2 separate regions of the Homo sapiens genome follow, and region 1 is linked to region 2. Evidence: chromatin loops called from intact Hi-C (ENCODE). Cell type or tissue: Calu3. All regions are shown on one strand. Links, peaks and the distances in the headings refer to the core of each region. The heading gives the core; the rest is flanking DNA. Region 1 overlaps SPATA13 (spermatogenesis associated 13). Region 2 has its middle 12 kb from the start of SPATA13.

Region 1 (5,381 bases), core at 196-5,195, 46 kb after region 2:
GCTTGTGTTTTGAGGTGTTCGTCTCCTCCTCCTTGCAGCTCTGCTTGGTGACTGTGATGCCTGCTACTCTAGTTCTCCTCCTGCCCCTTCAGTCTCTGTGCCAGTTCCTCTTCCTCCTCCTACCCGCTGAAACAGCGTCTTCCTCAGAATACTGTTTCCAGCAGTTCCCATGGCCTCACCTATCACCTCATCTGCACTCACTCCAGACATCTTGAGAGTCAAGACCTGAAGTCCTGTCTGTTAGTACATATTTAATGTGGTAGGCACTTGAGTATTGAATGAAAACTCAGGCACCTTCCTCTCACTAGGTCTGCACACCTGCCCTGGCCCCAGAGCACACAGATAGGCTTACCCGCTTCTACGGTGTGATTGGGTCAGGCTGTTGGAGAAGCAGAGAGAAGATTTGTTGTGGAAGGGGTGCCATGGAGACAGATCTTGAAGATCTCAAGGATTTTGAGAGGGTGACATGGGAAAAAAAGGCCTTCTGCATGGGTGGAACTGCCTAAAACTAGGTTAGGCAACAGGAGGCACTTCCAGAGCCCAGCAGGTGGTCCTGGGAGCACTGGTAGAGATGGACAGGAGGAAAAGGATTCTTTCCTCCCCCTGCTGTTCTCAAAACACCAAGCACTGTAACCGGCACATTATAAGTGCTCTTTAAGGTTTTGAGAGAAGTTGAAAGTCAAGGTGTGTGGGCTGAGAGCCCTGGGGGGCCAGGCTGAGGAGCTTGACACATAATCCAGGAAGGGACAGGAGCCACTGAGCATTGTTGAGGAGGGCAGTGACTGACTGGGGAGGACCTTCAGGAAGCTTTGTCTGGCATGTGGGCGCTGGATGGATAGGAGAGTAGAAAAGTGGACAAGTGAGTACACTGAGGGGGAAGTGACGGAGCTCTGAGGAAGGGGAGTTGCAGGGGAAATGGACAGGAGGGAATGACTCCAGTGAGCTGGGGGCACAAGGGAAAGTAGGTGAGGGTGGGGGAGAGAGATGACAAAGGCCAGTGTTGGAGGAACTGGGAGAACGGAGGCATTGTTGACACAGGCGGTGGCCATGTTGTTTGTACTGGGGGCCTGGTGAGCAGATGCCTCAGCGTGGTTGAATCTGAGTGTGAGGAGTGAGGCCTGCGGGGGGTGCTCCCCAGTTGGTGCCAGGATAGCTTCACCTGGAGCCGAGAATGGGTGATGTGGTGGTCGCTCAGGCACATGGAGTTGCTGGAGAAACCAGTTGAGTCTGGAACCTTGGGAAGGGGCAGGAACAGGAGGAAGGATGGAGAAGGGGCACTCAGGTGGGAGGAAGCCTGGAGAGGAATCAGTGGCATCAGAGGCACTGGATTCTCTGAAAAGAGTCCCTTCGATTTGGCACTTAGCTATGCTTTAGCAAATATCAGAGGAGCAGGTCTTCTTCTGGAGGAAGAAGTAGGGTTAGTGTGGAAACGTAGCTATTCCTCAGTGAGCAATTGTTGGCTGAATCCTGCTACATGTCAGACGTTGTGCCAGGTGATGAAGTGGTCACAATGAGGAAGATGGATGTGGAGAGTTGCTGGGTGGTGCCCAGAAGATCAGTAATTGGGATTTTAACACATTGTGATGAGTTTAGAAGGGTGGAAGCTTTGAGGACTATAGAGACACAAAAAGGCAGAAACTGGAAAAGAGTTTGTAGAGGTTTCTTACCTTCTCAACCATTCAAGTTCATAGCCCATCTTCCCAACTTTGCATCCATGGTTCAGTAGCCGAGTCTGTGGTGGGCACCTCATTGATCTTTGCTGCTTTATGGTTTTATGAACTCTAGCAGCTTCCCCTGCAGACATTGAGACACCTTGTAGAACCTAGGCAAGACTGCAGTGGTACAGGCAGTGGCCAGATCACACATTATATAAGATGATGCCAATACGTATAGTTATTTAAATGTGCAGCTAAAATCGTCCTGAATGTTGTTGCATCATTTCAAATATATGACTTACAAAAGAAGAAAAGAAAAGTTAGCGCCGTTCAATCATCCTGAGATTGCTCCTTTGCCTGGGACTTGCAAGAGTAGGACAGGAAGTGGAGAGGAAAATGTCCAGGCTCTTTGCAGGCTGAGGTGCACATTACTGGAAATGTTGAGAATCACTGACAGAGCGAACCATCCAGCTCTGTGAAATAGGAGAAACCAACTAGCTGGAGAGGTAGGATGCATGCTCTGAGTACTTAACAATCCTTATTTTACAACTTCTGAATCCGTAACAGTTTGAGGATTTGGTAGTCAGTGATCCTGCTAATAGCTGCATAATGAGCCCGGTAGGTCCTCATTGATTCACCACTCACCGACTGGTCTGCCGCTTTCCACTGGAAGGACTAGGATTTCTTCTTCTAACACTGTTTATTCTATGGCTGAATCATTTGTACACTATTAAAAATTCTACGTGCTTTACGATATGTGGAATCTTGACCTCACTTGTCGGAATTTAATCAATGATTTAATCTCTACCTGTCTAAGCAGCTCACAATGGTTTTCTTATCCAAAGGATAGTTGCAGAATGTTTGTTAATTGGGACAGGAGTAAAATAGTGAATCTTGTAAGGATGAATTATGACTAAATTCATGGGAAGTGGACGATACAACTTTTTAAGCTTTATTAAGATACAATTTAAATACCAGTTCACCAATGATTTCTAATTCAACTAAATGGCTTTTAGCACATATAGGAAGAGTTGTACAGCTGTTGCCACTGATTCCAGGACCTTTTTAGCACCCCGCAAAGAAACCCCAATTCCTGTTAGCAGTCATTCCCCATTTCCTCCTGCTCCAGGCTCTGGCAACCACTGACCTGCCTCCTGTCTCTATGGATTTGCCTATTCTGGACATTTCCTATCAATGGAATTATACAATATGTGGCCTTTTGTGACTGGCTTCTTTTACTTAGATAATATTTTCAGTGTGCATTCATGTTGTAGCATAGCATGTGTCAGTACTTCTGTTTTATAGCTGAATAATATTCAATTATGTGGATATCAAATTTTGTTTATCCGTGCATCGGTTGATGGGTATTTGGTTCGTTTCCCCCTTTGACCATTATGAATAATGCTGCTGTGAACACTCATGTACAAGTTTTTGTGTGGGCACCTGTTTTCAGTTCTCTTGGGTATATACCCAGGAGTGGAATTGATGGGTCATATAACTCTATGTTTCATATTTTTAGGAACTGCCAAATTATTTCCAAAGTGGCTGCCCCATTTTACAGCCCACCAGCAATATAAGAGTGTTCTGATTTTTCCACATCTTTGCCAACACTGCTAAAGGACAGTATAATATTATATAAGACTCTTAATTATTTAGGCATTGATTATCTACAAGGGGGTTTTCTAGGATTTTGTTTCCCTTTCTCTGTCCCCAAGTTACTGATTTGTTGATTTCACTGTAATATCTGATTTTGCTTTCCCGAAGAGAGGAAGGTGAGGAGAATGTGGGAGAACTTAAATTGGTTAATATAGCTAAATATTAACACCTGTTAACAAGTTGACTAGAAAGGTTTAAGGGGGAAAGATGATTTAATTAGCTCAAGTGATGTTTGGATTAATAGCAACCTCTGTAGGACTGGGGATGTATTCTTAGGTACTATAATAATTTATGTTTTTATTTATGAAAAAATTAAAAATTTAAGCATGTTTCATATTATCTGGATGACCATGGTATGGGGAAAACTGTAACTTGATTTTTGTGCCTTAATTTGCATTTGATTTTAATTCTTTGGTGCCAAGAAATTCAACTAACATGGCAGCAATTAACTTACTGCAGAGTTTTCAAAATATCTTAAAGGGCCTGGAAAAATTTTTCTAGAAGCTTCATATGTTACCCAAATTTGATGAGGAGTATCATAGTCAGTACTCCTGTGGAGTTTTCAAGTAAAGCCCTCATAATGATGGTGGGAAGGAAGGTGTGTTCCCTAAGAGTGAGGCTTGGCATAAACCCTTCACACATTACCTGGAAGTATCACACTTCAATTTTAAAAAGATTCACATGAATTTACAGTGTTTTTTAATGTTACATAATAGGTAATACCTATTTTTAGTATGTAATAAAGCCTTAAATTATATAACATTCAATAAAAATACCTGTACCTTTCCACAGTGTACTAGAAAATGTTCCAATTTGTGTAGAACTGACTTTTACTCTTCTTTTCATTCCTGGTGGGAAGATCACTTGAGCCCAGGAGTTTGAGACCAGCCTGGGAAATATAGTGAGACCCTTGTCTCTACAAAAACCAAAAAAATTACCTGGGCATGGTGGCGTGGGCCTGTAGTCCTAGCTACTTGGGAGGATGAGGTGGGAGGATCACTGGAGCCCAAAAGGTTGAGGCTGCAGTGAGCTGTGATTATTGCACCACTGCATTGTAGCCTGGACAACAGAGTGAGACCCTATGTCAAAACAAAACAAAACACATGAGCAGCCTAGTACATGTCGGGCACTTAGTGTTCAGTAATATTATTTACTTTCCTGAAGAAAATGGCCAATTAATGGAGAGTAGTACATTTCAAGAGATAAGGAGAAGCATGATTTCTAACACTCTAGAATATTGGATTGGCTAGAAAAAAAAACAGTTTGAAGAGGAGAAAGAGATGAATGTGAAATGAGCAAGCTGCTGAGTACGGGGTGAGTAGTGATTACATATACTGGAAAAGAGGAACTTAGTTCTGTAGAAATCTTAACTTCGTGATAAAAGTTACCAGCAACAGCAGGTGGCCAAATAACAACCAGAGGGCACCTGAGATGGGTATGATCTTACTGTTCCAGTTTTTATTATGTTTCAGTCTTGAGAAAAGACCCATCTTTAGAGGAAGACATATATCTTTAATTTACTCTCCAGGTCCTCCATAACTGCTACAGTAGCTATAATATTTATGTGATGGAATAGTCAAGTATAAAATAATATTGAGATAAAAATTTTGACACAACAGAGACTCAGTAGGAAGAAATTGTAAAGCTGGAAAGAGTAAACAGTGCAATAGTGATTAACTACAGAATAAGTGTATCAAAGTACAACTTTCAAATTGTTAAAACGTAACTATCTCTTAAATGTATCATGAATATGTGTCAGAAATTTATTTAGCTCATCAATGAGGGAACCAGCAGGATGTTGCCACTGACTTAGTCTGTCAGGAAAGGCGTGCTGAGATGTTTGCTAAATTAGACAACACTGGTTAATGTCCTATAGGGCAGTAAAACTGTAACCTTTATAGTTACCTTTTCTGAAAGATAGAAATAATTTGCATCTCTAATGAGAAAAAAAGAAATCTGAAGATTAACCTATAACTTACCTCTAATTAGTAGTAAATAGCAGGTCAAAATAAAGTACGTCCTAGAGAATGAAATCAGTTAGACTGGCTTTGGTGTGATATTGAAAGTACA
Region 2 (5,381 bases), core at 114-5,113:
TAGAGGGAGTCTCAGTCAACAGACTTTGAGTATCTTGATCCCATTGGCAAAGCCAGCCTAATTCATAGATCAGCTTCAGGGACTGAAGCCAATTAAATCGGGGCACTCCAGCTTCACTGACAAGGCTGTTCCCATTGTGAAAGGGAGGTCAGACTCTGTAAGCCAGATACAGTTAGTCCTCCAATTTCAACTCCTCTCCCTGCGGCCAGGCCAGATCACCGAGTACCCTTGTGATCGTTAGCTGCTTCCATGCAGGCAGGCCTGCAAGAAATTCGTTGGCTTTCATTTAAAGATAGGAATTGGTAACTAAAATTGCTAGGGCGATACATAACTAAGTACTCTATAATCTTATCTACATAGATAAGAAATAATACATAAACCTGTATGATAATTAACACAGAGGAAAGTAGGCTATAAATAACCTCTAAAATGTTCTTTTACAGGGCACTAAGGAAATGGAAATGCACAGCAATTTAAAAAAAATGCCAATACTTCTCTTACTTGTCACAGGTTAGAGATATGTGAATGCCATGATTATGTTATACATTTAATTAGTATATACCTTTGTGTCTAAAGCATTTTCCATCGTGGTCGGCTATGCTTCCTGCAGTCTCAAATGCCCTCTACACACTACGGAATATCCTATCTCCCAGATGGACTGAGATTTCTTTACCACCGCATCCGTCCCCGCCCCACCCCTCCCCCACCAATTTTGAACATTTTACAAGCTCCAGTCTTTTAAAAAATCTCATTCAGGCATGATTTTTTTTTCCTAGAAAAACTATGCCTTTCACTTAGAAATAAAGAGAAGAAAACATCTTGGCGAGTCTTGAAATATGTCAATAAATTCATTGCCCAATAGGCCTCTGGATGAGTTTATTATTTTCCGCTGCCCATAACTCCAAGCATGCATTGGATGGAAGATGATATCTGATTGTTCAGATAATTTTTTTCTTACCATCAAGAATGGAATGCTTTTTCCACTTATAATTAAAATTGTTTCAAGAAGACTACTCTGATTAATTGGCCTGGTGGTATGTGTGATGCATGTCTCGTACTTTAGGCAGAACAGGATGCAGAGAAGGTGGAAAGGAGATAGAATGATGACCGTATTGAGTAACTGGGCCATGACAGTGAGTGTAGTCTGCTTTGCTAAATGTGAGTTTCTGTAATTTAGCTTGTAGGTGACTGGTAAATAGGGGCAGAGTGTCACCATCATGTGAAAGTTGTGCTGATTCATAGCAATTTCTGCCCTACACGTTAATGCTGGCCAAGCTTGTCTATCCACTCTCTTCTGTGTGCTCCCTTCTCCGTTGGAAGTGGTGATTGCTCGGTGCTCTCAATCTGGGAGCATTTTGCCCTTGTCTTCATATCTCAGCAGGGTCAACTCTCAAGCTGTTAAGCCCCTTCCAGGAAGCCACCCACACCTTTTAAAAAAACTTGTAGTAAATATACAGAACAAAACGTACCATCTTAACCATGTTTAAGTCTATTAAGTACATTTATATTGCTGTGCAACCAACACCACCATCCATCTCCAGAGCTGAAACTGAAACCCTGTACCCATTAAACATTAACTCCCCGTTCCCTCCACACCCCTAGCCCCTGGCAGACACCATTCTACTTTCCTTTTCTGAGCTTGACCGCTCTAGATACCTCATATCAGTGGAATCGTACGGGATTGGTCTTTTTGTGATTGGTTCATTTCATTTAGCGTAAGGTCCTCAAGGTTCATCCATGTTGTAGCATGTGTCTGAATCTCCTTCCTTTTAAGGCTAATATTCTATTGTATGTATACACCACATTTTTTTAATCCATTCATCCACCACTGGACACCTGGGTTGTTTCTGTCTTTTGGCTTTTGTGAATAATGCTGCCATGACTATGTTGCGTACAAATATCTGTTAAAGATCCTGCTTTCAGTTCTTTTCCGCATACACCCAGGGGTAAAATTGTTGAATCATATCATTTCCCATATTTTTAAAAGACATTCCTGCACAGCATTTGCAGTTGTAGTTCCTTGCTAGGAATCTAATGTGCCTTTTCAACTGCCTATGTCTTTTGATTACGATCGTTACTATTGTTAGGGCTCTGGTGATGAAGTCCTCAGGGTTCAAGGGGTCTCAGTCCTACTTTCATGAGCCCCGTTGTCTTTTGTGCACAATTTCACAGAACACAAGGCTTTTTTGTTTTTTTATTTTTTTTTCCTGAAATGCATACATCCCATCAGAGCAGAAATGGCCATAGGGTTGGAATAAATAGGCTGGGGTATAACCCTGTGCTGTATTACCTAATTACCTCAGAAAAATGAAACCATCTCAGTTTTCTGCTCCTTAACACTGCCTCCCAGGGTACCTGCAGGAGTTTCTGACCTGAAGCATCAAACACAAGCCCTTGGTGTACACATAACCAGTGTGATACGTTAGGAGTTTAATATGGTTGACCAGAGGCTTTTAGTCAGAGGGAGAACTTGGTTGAAGAGTTGAGAATCTCTGCAAGGAACTGGCTCAGTCTTTTTCTTATGCCTACAACTGTTGGCATTGTACACAAGGCTTAATGGACCAAACACATCAGACAAGTAAAACACCTAAACAGGAGCATTCTGTCCTAGCAATGAGTGTGTGTCCAGAGAGATCTGGAAAGCTTGAGGAAGGCAGGGAGGGGTAGAACAAGGGAAGTAAGGACACAGGAGCTGCTGTTCATTCTGGTAGAGCGGCTTGTTTATTATTCATGGTTTCCATGAGTGTTTGTTTATACCAGGAAATGCTCTCCTATGCATGCCACATGAGAGCAGGGCTCTGTGACTCAGGGTTGGTGACTGGGCTTGGAGGAATGTAGGCTCCGTCCACAAACAAAGGAGAATGAGGATTTGAATGTCACGGTAAACTTATTTGTGACTAAGGAGGTAGTGGGCAAAAGGGGGGCAGGAAGAAGCCATGGGGCAGATGAAAGAGGCGTCCTGTCTGCCCCCTGCCTGTTGCCATCACACTGGGTCGTTTTCCACATTGCTGATCACTGCAGTGTGTTCCAGTGATGGGCTTTATCTCATTAGTGAGTCCTGAAATGAATTTAGCAAATTTCCACCAGAATTAAATACAACAACCCAAGAGAGAAGAGAGAACACCGAACACACCCCATGAAGTAAAGGTTGGCATCGTTTGTCATTCTCTTTATGTTCTCATATGTGAGATCGTGGGGGTGAAATACGCATCTCACTGTGGGCTGTGGTCGGAAGTTTGAAAAACACCCTGGCATTTTGCCTGTCTTCTGTTCCTGGACCTTCCCTTTCTGTTGGTGAGAATTTTGTGTCCAAATCTGGCCAAGGGTGGACTCTGAAGAGACAATCCCTGGTTGACTCTAGTGTTCATTAGAGGAGTTCTGCTGCCACTTTTTCAGGAATCAGAGATGCCCTGAGGCCACCTAACACTCCTAGATCTTCTGTCACTGTGGTGTAGTGCAGCGTCCTGAATTTGGAGCTAAAAGCTTGGATTTGAATCACTGGAAATGGCTGATGGGGGCGGGAAAGCTCCCACCCATGTGGGGAAGAACCCAGAGGGAGAGCGGCTTGTACAAAGGCCCTGCGGGGCGGATAGAGCTGGAGAGCTGCGGGTCAGGTTGTCACAGGCCTTGCATGACATGCAAAGAAACTTGAACTCGGTTGTGTGGGTGCTGAGGCCTGACAGGAGTTGGGGGTGTTTCAGAAAGAGCTCTTGGGCAGCAGGAGGTGGTTGGGGAGGAACACAGAGATGGGAAGGCCTGCATCCAGGGGCTGTCGGGGAGGGAGAGAGCTGCTGTGCCACAGGGTGGCTGTGGGGAGGGAAGGGAGAGTGTGGGGCATGGGAGAGTCGGGGGACTGTCCCACAGAAAGCTGGTATCTGCCTGACTGGTGGCCAGGTGTGCAGCCTGGAGGAGACGGAGCTGGGCAATGCTGAGATTCTTAGGTGGACTGATGGGGGACAGTCACATTAGAACATGGTGGGCCAGACCCTCTGTCCTGAGACACATTGGCTCTACAGTGCCCGTCTCCCGTGCTCTCCTCCCACAGCCTCCACTTCTCCAAACACCCTGGGTTTCTCCCTGCCCAGCACCAGTGCACCCACCGCATGTCCTCAGTGCTCTCAAGTGGCATCACTGCTGCACAGCTCCTGCCAGTCCCCTAGAGAGCAGCCTGCAGCCTCAGTGGCATGGCAGTGCATCTCAGCACTGGGAGTTCCAATCCTATGAGATGTCACCGACTGGCATGGGTGCCCTCTGGGGAGACCTGGTTCAGGCAGGACCTCCTTTTTAAGGCTGTTTCTAACTTCCCATCCATCCTGAATTAGTCAGTGTTCTCCAGAGAAATAAAACCTATAGGAAGTATAGAGAGATAAATATTGATTGATTTTTTTTTTTAAGGAATTGCACACAAATTTGAGGGCTGGCAAGTCCAAAATTTGTAAGTAGGCCAGTAGGCTGGAGACTCAGGTAAAAGTTGATGTTGAAGTCTTGGGTCCAGAATCCACAGGGCAAGGCAGGCCACAGCAGGCTGGGGATTCAGGCAGGCTTTTGTGTTGCAGTCTTGAGGCCGAAGTCCTTCTTCCTCAGGGAACCCACATCTTCTCTCCTATGACTGTCCCCTGATTGGACAAGGCCCACCCACATGGCAGAGGACTCTCTCCTTTACTCAAGTCTAGTGACTTAGCTGTTAGTATCACCTAAAAATACCTTCACAGCCACACGGAGACTGCTGTTTAGATGTGTTTGCTGTCTAGATGCTGTTTGACTGGGCGCCATGGCCCAGCCAAATTGATGCATAAAGTTAGGCATTACAAAACCCCCACTAAAGAGTTGACAAGTCCCTGTCTGGGGTCTTTGCATATTTTAATCCATTCCTACAGGAATCCTGCGAAGATTCATAATCCTCATAATTTTACAGATGATAACATTGAGATTCACACAGATTAAGAGGCTTGCCCCAAATCACACAGTTCTGGAGACAGAATCCAGGAGATGGCCCTCAGACCCAGATGCTTCCTCCCGCAGTGCTGAGCTATCTGTGCTGTGATTGTGGGCATGCGTCCTTCAGCATTCAGGTTACATCAGGACTTTGAAAGACAGGCAGATCTTGGTCTGAATCCTTGCTCTGTCAAACACATGGGGCTGAGGACCCGGAACCATTTGTTTAACTCCTGGCTCAGTTTCCCCATTTGTAAAATGAAAATAATGATAAACTCTCCCTGGTTTTAATGATGAAGTGAAATATGCAACACAGTGCCTGGCTGTTAGTAACCATGCACTAGACAATAATAATGGCTGTAATATTGAATGTTTCATCATTTACAACCAACTTATTTGACAGAGAATGAAAATACCCAGTTATATACATGAAAGTCCTGTCTCTG

The links. Peaks named below come from ENCODE experiments on the same cell type or tissue, not always from the same donor. Only the 100,000 strongest peaks of a DNase experiment are listed, where the experiment ranks them.
Region 1: a loop joins it to region 2, with 1.9 times the contacts of the local background. A loop is called at or near these places in 2 of 110 quality-filtered maps.

Annotation. Positions count from the first base shown.
Region 1 is chr13:24,192,342-24,197,722 of GRCh38, forward strand. All of the region lies in intron 1 of SPATA13 (spermatogenesis associated 13), which reads left to right. Among named protein-coding and RNA genes, the nearest start is that of MIR2276, 33 kb to the left of the region's middle. In Calu3, for the core only: no CTCF peak of the experiment used is centred there; no DNase peak of the experiment used is centred there.
Region 2 is chr13:24,146,171-24,151,551 of GRCh38, forward strand. It overlaps a transcript of SPATA13 not described here. Among named protein-coding and RNA genes, the nearest start is that of SPATA13, 12 kb to the right of the region's middle. RefSeq lists an enhancer at 3,277-3,953. In Calu3, for the core only: no CTCF peak of the experiment used is centred there; DNase peaks (open chromatin) are centred at 1,601 and 2,841.